Regions from separate parts of the Homo sapiens genome. Here region 1 is linked to region 2. Evidence: chromatin loops called from intact Hi-C (ENCODE). Cell type or tissue: ovary. All regions are shown on one strand. Each heading gives the region's core, and the rest is flanking DNA. Links, peaks and the distances in the headings are about the cores only. Region 1 overlaps ALDH1A2-AS1 (ALDH1A2 antisense RNA 1). Region 2 has its middle 150 kb from the start of POLR2M.

What was found. A loop is a pair of places that touch in the nucleus more often than their neighbours do. Peaks named below come from ENCODE experiments on the same cell type or tissue, not always from the same donor. Only the 100,000 strongest peaks of a DNase experiment are listed, where the experiment ranks them.
Region 1: it touches region 2 in a loop (3-fold over the local background); 88 of 110 quality-filtered maps call a loop at or near these places.

What each region holds. Positions count from the first base shown.
Region 1 is chr15:58,068,908-58,073,307 of GRCh38, forward strand. It overlaps ALDH1A2-AS1 (ALDH1A2 antisense RNA 1), which reads left to right. Exons shown (of 3, transcript NR_147215.1): 3 at 1,901-3,798. Among named protein-coding and RNA genes, the nearest start is that of ALDH1A2, 5.4 kb to the left of the region's middle. In ovary, for the core only: a CTCF peak has its summit at 2,108 (motif pointing left); a DNase peak (open chromatin) is centred at 2,104.
Region 2 is chr15:57,852,554-57,856,953 of GRCh38, forward strand. No RefSeq gene overlaps it. Among named protein-coding and RNA genes, the nearest start is that of POLR2M, 150 kb to the left of the region's middle. In ovary, for the core only: no CTCF peak of the experiment used is centred there; no DNase peak of the experiment used is centred there.

The sequences.
Region 1 (4,400 bases), core at 268-4,267, 220 kb after region 2:
GCATGAGCCACCATGCCCGGCTGTTGTTCAAGCTTTTTAAATCAAGGTAGGGACAAGATGTAGCGGAAAAGAACAGTGAATTATAAATGCTTCTTTGGTGTTCATCTTCTTGGTTTCAGTTTGTAAGATTTACAAGGCTATTACTTCCAAGGCTGCCTTAACACCTCTTCTCACATTCTTATTTCCTCTTCTCTTTCTTTTATCATCTAGTTTTAGTGTTTTCTCATATCCTCTACAGATTTCACAATAGTTAAGAAGACAGTCTTTGGCCAGATGCGGTGGTTTACACCCGTAATTAGGCCAAGGTGGGAGGATTGCTTGAGGCTAGGAGTTCAAGACCAGTCTGGACAACATAGCAAGACCCTGCCTCTACCAAAAAAAAAAAAAAAGTATCCAGGCGTGGTGGTGCATTCCTATAGCCCTAGCTACTCAGGAGGCTGAAAGAGGAGAATCGCTTGAAGCAGGAGTTCAAGGTTATGGTGAGCTATGATCACGCTACTGCACTCCAGCCTGGGTGATGGAGTGAGACCCTGTCTCTAAAAATAAAAAGACAGTCAACTACCTTCAGATTTCTAACAATTTGAATTTCAGCCTTTTCCCCCCAATTTGGCTAAGAAACTGTTTTTTTCCCACCTTTACAGTGTTTCTCCTCCCACCCCCCCCATTCTGTAATTATTTATTGCTTAGGATACATCTTGTTTGAAACCCCTTGCATAAGGGAACCTAAGCTGCAGCATGCTGTATTTATTTCCTTATGAAAACAATTTATTAGGCCTGGTGGAGCCAATATCCTGGAGTTGCAGAGGAGAAAAATAAATTCTTGCCTCATATTTCCTCACCTAAATAATAGAATGCAAAGCTGTAATTTTAAGGCATCAGCTTTATGTGAAGTTTGACTTTAAGTTATGAAACCATAACAGTTTAGGTTTCTTGTTAGCTGCAGTTAAGGGGAGGAAAGTATTTGTTAAGTTGAGAACTAGTCTTTAGAAATCAATGAAGGGAACTAAATGCAGCTCAAAGATCCCTCTCAAAGAAGATGCACTTGATTTTGACAGTAACCGAATGTCCAGCTTGAATGTCAAGTTTCTATGTTTAGGGGCTGTTTCAGCCTCAGGTGGCCCTGCTTAATTGCTTTCCTGTTCCCATTACTAACCATGATGACAGCCTACCTTTCCTAACAGATACACTTGCATTTTAATTTATCTTCAAAAATAAATCACACATTATAGCATTCCCCTCTTCTGGGCTAATTGAATCAGTTCCTTAAATGTCTCTACATCTAATGATTTGAAAGAGGCACATTGTTTGAAATATTTAAAAAATTAGGGCCCTCAGGTTGTATGCAGAATGATCTCAGTGCTTATTTCAGATATAAGTGTTTCCTAATGATCTCATTCATCTCAAATGGGATATGCCTGGCCACTTTATTTGAAATGTTTCCTGAAAACTCTAACAGGAAAGCTTAATGCAAAATATATTTATAGAGAAATGGTATTTAATTTATTAACAAAAGCTTATAAAGAGCTTTACATATTTTTATCCAGAAATGCTTAATGAAGTATTTGGGACCCATTATGAAAACTTCTATAAAATAAATCCACTTATATTTTTATTTAACCTGTATATTAACTTTTTATGTGAGATCTAAACTCTCATTTAATTATCCTTTTCCTTCTAACATCCAGAAGAAAAGAGGCTGAGACTGTGGTATTTATTAACCATAAAAATTCTCTAGATATTAAGTTCCTCATTTCTTGATATGGCCTCTGGTCACTATATTCTATGAGAAGAGGTATTTGGAGTTGCAGGGAGTAGAGTCCTAATTGGTTATGACTCAAAAAACTATGTTTTGATACAAAACACAGTTCTTTTCTTTTAAAATATACCCTCTACTTTTCAGGGACCCCGGAGACTATTTTAAACATGGGAACTAGATTTGCCTTTGTTGTAAGGCCCAGTTCCATTTCGTATATGTTCGAGAAGCTTCAATTTGGGTACTGGGATGAGCGCAGTACTTCATCAATAATCACACTTAACAGACAGGAAGAAATTAAAATTCCAGCTGCACCGCCTTTTCTGAAGGGCCTGAGGGAAAAGGCATTGGCGCCCCCTGCAGTTGATGGTGTGTATGTGCAACTGAGTATTGTCCATTCAAATAGCTTGGATTCAATGTATTTTTATCTGATACTGGTGAGAAATCCTTAAGAGATGTTATCATTTAATTTGAATTTGTCTGGAGAAAAAAAATCTCCTAGAGTCAGACAAATTTTAGATTTTAGTTAGTTTAGGAGGACTTTCTTTTGACTTACAGGAAAAGAACAAAAGTGTTTCTTAGCCAAATTTACCGTAGAAAGTGCAATACTGAGAACACTATGGTCCCACTCACATAGTGTTCAGAGCACTCTGTCACAGAGGAAGTTGCATGAGTGTGTCTCAGATTGGAAGCTACTGTTTTTATCTTGTGGGTGAGGAAGAATTATTAATAGACAGATTCCAGAATTTATTTCTCTTCTCGCTCAGTTAAGGACTTGGCGTGTAACTAAGTTGTCTGCTTTTTTCTTTATTTCACATTTCTTAGCTTTCCTTTTTCCTTTTACCCTTCTAAAATCCGTCAATTCTACAAATAACTCCTGTTATTATTAGGTTGGTGCAAAAGTAATTGCGAGTTTTGCCATTTAAAAGTAGTGGCAAAGGCCTCAGTTACTTTGGCATCAGCCTAATACTTAACATAGGACCCTCCGATTCCTAAGCTTCCTCCCCAAGTGCATCTGCGCTTATACAGCCACTCAACTCACAGGATCTTTGGACATAAGGAATTCTCACATGAACTTTGGCACTATTCGGGGCAGGGATCTGTATTTATATTCATTAGAAAATGAGGCTAAGTGAACTGTCTCTCTCTTTTTACATGCTGAAATGGGCCACTGAAAAGATAACGAGGAACACTTTAGACGTCCTGACAACAGAGGAGGCATGGCAGCCTCTTTTGTCTCAACCAAACGGTTTGCTGTGTGAAAGGCATAGAGTAAAACTGGGAGGCATTTAGGGCTGGAATAGGTACCCAATTTGGACATCTACCACCAAATGGCAAGGAGCGGTCTTGCTTCAGGCTGTATAACCCCACTTTCAGAGCATCTGTGTTTTCCTGACTGCAGTTCCTAAACCTGGATTTTTTTTCTCTGTCAGTCATCTAAGTTCAATTGAACAAATATTCATTGAGCATATACTATGTGCCAAGCATTGACAAAGAGTCTATGAAGAACCCAACGGAAGTTTGTGGCACATCCCTACCCTCAAATTCACAGTGAGGGTGGAATGACAGTAACCAAATCTGTGAAAATATTCACATGAGACAGGAAAGAAGTCAGAATATCCAGTGTACAATGAGAGTGAAAGAGGATGTCTAAAAGGGGACAGCCCATTCACAACCCACACACAACCCACGCACAAATATTTTTGGGGGGGCCTCCCATGGGCATTTATAATCTTCTAAGTGCTCCGAAGAACATGTGTCACAAAAGATGAAGAGAATATTTTCCAGAACATAGCCCAACAAAGAACTTCTTTGACATTTTTTAGTGTAAAGGTAACTGACGGTATCTACCAAATTAGCAATTTGTAAAACTGGAATTTCTAAAAGCAAATACTTGGAGCTGAGATTACCTCCCACTTCCCAAATTCGAGTTATATGATCTCAAGTATAATACCCTTTGGTATAGACCTAGCCAGAAGAGATAATAGAGGTGAAAACAAGGGCAGCTTATTTTTTTTCCATTAAAAGCATTATATATAACACTATGTCATGTTTCTAGTGCATACACACCTACTGTAGAGAGGTGTTGCCACCTACTGTTGTTTAGTCAGGGGATCAGACAGTCATGGAATAGACCGGTGGTTTTCAAACCAGGTTCCAATTGTAATTTAGGGAGCTTTACAAAATACGGATGCCTGGTCGCGCCTCCAGAGATTTCAATAAGTTTAAGAGGGAGCTTAAGGGATTGATATTTTAAACAAACTTTCTGATGTCTAGTAAGGCACAGCCTGGTTTGAGAACCACTATTTAACCCCCAGAAGGTTAACCATGTGGGATTACTTGAATCCACTCTAAACCTCTGGATTGGGCAGATGGATTCTGTGCCTTTCCACTTCGTAGTGCTCTTTGATTTGCTGTTTTTAATTTAGTATTTGAAAAACACATCCAGCCTCAAATGGATTGACCTTTCTGCTAATGTATTTCACCTAAATTAGCAGAGGCAATTAGCTAATTTATATTGGAATTGTGCACTTTCCAGTTCACATTTATCAACTCTTAAATGCTTGATCTGGTGTTGCAGTTTAAATTTTTTATTATTACCCTTTAAATCTGAAGTAATGTCTTACATCTAATTAGCCAAACTTAC
Region 2 (4,400 bases), core at 169-4,168:
CTTCTTCCCCTCGGTGAGAATGCATCTTGAACTGTCAACATGTGCTCCTGTAACAGATGTCTGTTATTTTTGCCTGTCCAACATCCATCCCTTTTCCACCTGCGGATAGCACCTTGATTTCTTTCGAGGGGTTATTCTACTCTTAGCCATAGAGTGAACATGAAGACTAAGCTGGGCTCCTCCAAGTCTTTTCCAGAAGAAATGACATAAAGATGGCAATTGGCTAAGCCAATTTATTCCTGAAGAAACAGTCCTTGTGTTGCAGTACCTAAATACCCAGAAACGGTACTGCAAATATCTCTTCAAAGCCTGGTAGCTCAGTTTTATTTTTTTCTGTTATCTTTCCAATAAATTTCTGCTATGGACCAAATGCTTGGGTCCCCCCAAATTCATATTGAAGTCCTATTTTCTAATGTGATGTATTAGGGGGTGGTGCCTTTGGGAGGTGATTAGGTCATGAGGATGGAGCCCTCATGAATGGGATTAACGCCCTTCTAAGAAGAGACACAAGAGAGATGATTTCCTTCTCCACCATGTGAGGACACAGCAAGAAGGTGGCTATCTACAAATGAGGAAGAGAGCTCTTACCAGACACCAGGTCTGCTAGCACCTTGATCTTGAACTTCCCAGCCTCCAGAACTATGAGAAATAAATGTTTGTTGTTTAAGTCACCTAATAATTTGTTACAGCAGTTGGAGATGACTAGGATAATTTTTTGTTATTTGTTTCAACTAGTGAGAATTGTCTTCAAACAAAGAGCCAAAATGCTTCTAGCTCATTGTTCTGGGTGCTGGGTGATATTGTGGATATGAACATCAGACTTGTCAGCCACTTCATAAGTGTTTATGTTCTAGAGATTGATAAAGGAAATAACTAAACTCCCAGCCCAGCCTGCACCTCTGATGCTGAGTTGTTTAGTGTACAGGAAGAATGGTAATAACTTTATGTAAGTTCCCAGTAGCCTTGAAGCATCTGGTCCCATGAACAGGTAGATTTGCTAAAAATGCTAAATAAAGAGGTCATTGGCTCAGAAAAACATTCTGAGCCAAAAGCAGTGACAAAGCACTGAAGGAACTGAGAAAGTACAACCTAGAACATCCCAGATCTCTTCCTACTTGCATTCCGGGAAACCATTTTAATTACTCATGTGGAACAATATGACTGTTGATTGAGGAAGATAATACCGTGTGATGTTTAGAGACACTTCATAGAGGATCCCCCCAAAATTGAATAAAAATATGAAATTTATTTTTTTACTCCATTGTGTTTTTATTTTTTAACTTCTAAAAGAATACTTATTTGTGTTAAAAAAAAAAAAAAAAAAAGATTCCTTCTTTCCTTCATGTCCCTTCTTATTCTCTAGAAGAATAACCACAGTGGAATTTGGTCTATAATATACCATATAGAATTCCAGACATCTCCTCCTTCCTAACCGAACCTAGACAGTTTTTTGTTTCTCTTGTGAATCATAAAATTAGGATTACATTAAACATATTTTTTGGCACTTTTCTCATAATCTATTTTTGACATCCTTTTATGTCAGTACATATACATCTTATTTCATTACTTTTTGATTTCTACCTATATAACAATGTTTTATCGGCACATTGTTGCTTAATTTCTGAATCATTCATTTAAAGAAACTGATTAAAACATAATGGTGATTCCACCTCTGGCTAGTTTGTGTTTTTATTCCAGGTGAAGATCCCCTGACCTGCTGCACATGATATATGATTGCTGTTGTTACAAAAGGGCAGAAATATGCCTTGAGTATTTCCTCTGACCATCAAACCTTCAGGGCAAGAGGAAGACCCTGAATGAACTGCTCAGCAGAGAAAGATACAAAGTCCTAGAAATGCATTCCTAGACCAAAGGAAACAGAGCAGCTAATGTCTCCCAAGCATCCCTTCCCCCAAACCTGCAATCAGCAATAATTTTGGAGAAATAAAGCAAATGGATTGCCACATTCCTACATGTCTATTACACTTGACTATTCTTTGCAGGAGCTACTCAGGACCAAATGTTTGGAAAGGAAGTTGGCTGGCCACAGTATCTTTTTTTTTTTTTTTTTTTTTTTTTAAGTTATTTTGCTGCAGCTGCAAAATAGAAAAAGAAGAAAAAATCCAACCTTCTCCCAACCAGAGATCATTTTGGGAAAATTCTCCAACTATTTATTTAAGTAAAAGAACTTTCACATTACACATTTGTGCTTACACATGCTGAAACCTCTTGATAATCTGTTGAGGGCTTTACAAATTTTTTTTTAACTTAAAAATGTAGAGATCTATTTTTTTTTTTTTTTTTGCAAATGATTGGCTCCTTTGATTCAGGATTAAGTGTTGCATTCCTTGGCTTCTGAGGCTATGTATCCCTGACTGAGCCCCCAAAGATGGCTTGTTTTCTTAGGGGTTATTCCCATGTGGGCCAACAGGCAACATTAATATTTATTATGACAAAGCACTTTCCAAAGTCTGCCTCAATGTCTGTGTTTAGCATGTGCAACCTTGGCCTTCCCTTCAGTTTGTATAATTGCTGGCCTCTATTCTAGCAAATAGTAAGCAAACACTCTAGTTTGGGGTAATATTTTAATCGCTGTCTTCTTAGCATGGCACTGCAGGTCTTTGGGTCCTTCTGAATCTGCCTGTCTGCCCTCCAGCCTCATCCATCACACTGGGAGAACACTGAGCCAACATGCAGTCCAGGGTCACAGCATTGAGCCTCCTCTGCCTTCAATGCTGTTACCTTCTCCACCTGGCCAAGCTCTCCTCCTCCTTCCAAACCCAAATCAAGGCCCACTTTGTTTCTAAATTTTTTTGGGCCACTTCTTGCTCTTGCCCTGTCTAGGGAGAATTAAGCCTCCACAATTAGGTGGCATTTTGTTTATACTCTTACCACATATACAGTGTGCTATGGTCTGAATCTTTGCACTCCCAAATTCAGACATTGAAACCTAACCCCCAAGATGATGGTGTTAAGAGATGAGGCCTAGGGGAGGTGACATAATCACCCTTGTAGATTTTTTAAGGACGCTCTTAGTGCCCTTATAAAAGTAGCTTGAGGATTTTGTTTGCCTCTTCCACCCCGTGAGGATACAGCAACAAGTTGGGGCAGAAGGTGAGCTCTCACCAGACACTGAATCTGTTGGCACCTGGATCTTGGATTTCCCAGCCTCCAGAACTGTTAGCAATACATTTCTATTGTTGATAAATTACCGAGTCTAAGGTATTTGGTGGTAGCAGCCTGAACTGAGATACTGTGTAATTTTAGTTATCAGTAATAGTATTATCATTATAATAACAGCTATCTTCGGTTATTAGGTTAGTGCAAAAGTAGTCATGGTTTTGGTCATTACTTTTAGTAGCAAAGACCATAATAACTTTGCACCAACTGAATACTAGCTTCCAGAAATGGAGCTAAGGACTTGTATTAGGTCATTTAAATATAATTTGATTTTGCCCCATTTTTCAGAGGAGGAAATGAATGTACAGAGGTGTTATCAAGTGGTCCAAATGCTCACACCAAGCAAGTGGCAGAGCCAAGCATCATACCAGCCAGTCTGAGTCTGAAGCCTGTGGTCTTTACCCCTGGCCTACACAGCACATTCATGCATGTCCTCGTCTTTTTGTTGGGTTGGGAATTTTGATGGAAAGTTTTCTCCTTCATCCACATTTGTGTTCACTGTCCTACATATATGGGGCCCTCAACATTGCAGCACTTTATTTTTCAGGTGAGTTTTCATCCAGACATTGATGGCAGAAGCTTTTTGGAGAGAGGTGATGAAGAAATGCCATCAGGCTGCTTATTAATGGGATGAGATGAGACCTCTAACATTGCCAATGGGACAAAATACCACCAGTCCCACAAAGGCATGTCTGTGGGGTGTGGTGGGGTGGAGGAGGGTCTACTGCATTGCATGACAGCGAGATAGGGAGAGAGATCAGGTATGAGGACAAACATCCGAGGTGGGGTGATGGTGCACAAAGGGCAGTCTAAACTGAGCATCTTCAATGAGGCAGTCTCTTGATTTTTGCTTTACACTCCTGCCCTTTTAATCTCCTATTTCCCATTTTCATATAGAAAACAGAGACTCACAGGGGACTAAGTAACTTGTCCAAAGTTACGTGGCTAGTAAGTGGCTGACCTCCCCATCCAGGCATGGGGCCAAAGTTGAAACCCTTGGATAGAGTATGCTGATTTTAGTTTCAAGTTTAAGGCCACTGCATTGCCCTGCCCTGCCCGGGGCCATGGCTGTAAGTATAATCTTGTGCCTTGAGGAAAAGGGGCCTGTTGGCTTCATATACAAATGTTTAATGTAGTGGTTAGTAATAGGTGGGGGAGGGAATGCCTTGGTCTGGCATTGAAGGATGCTGCTGAACTCTGACGTGGCGTATTAACCAGCC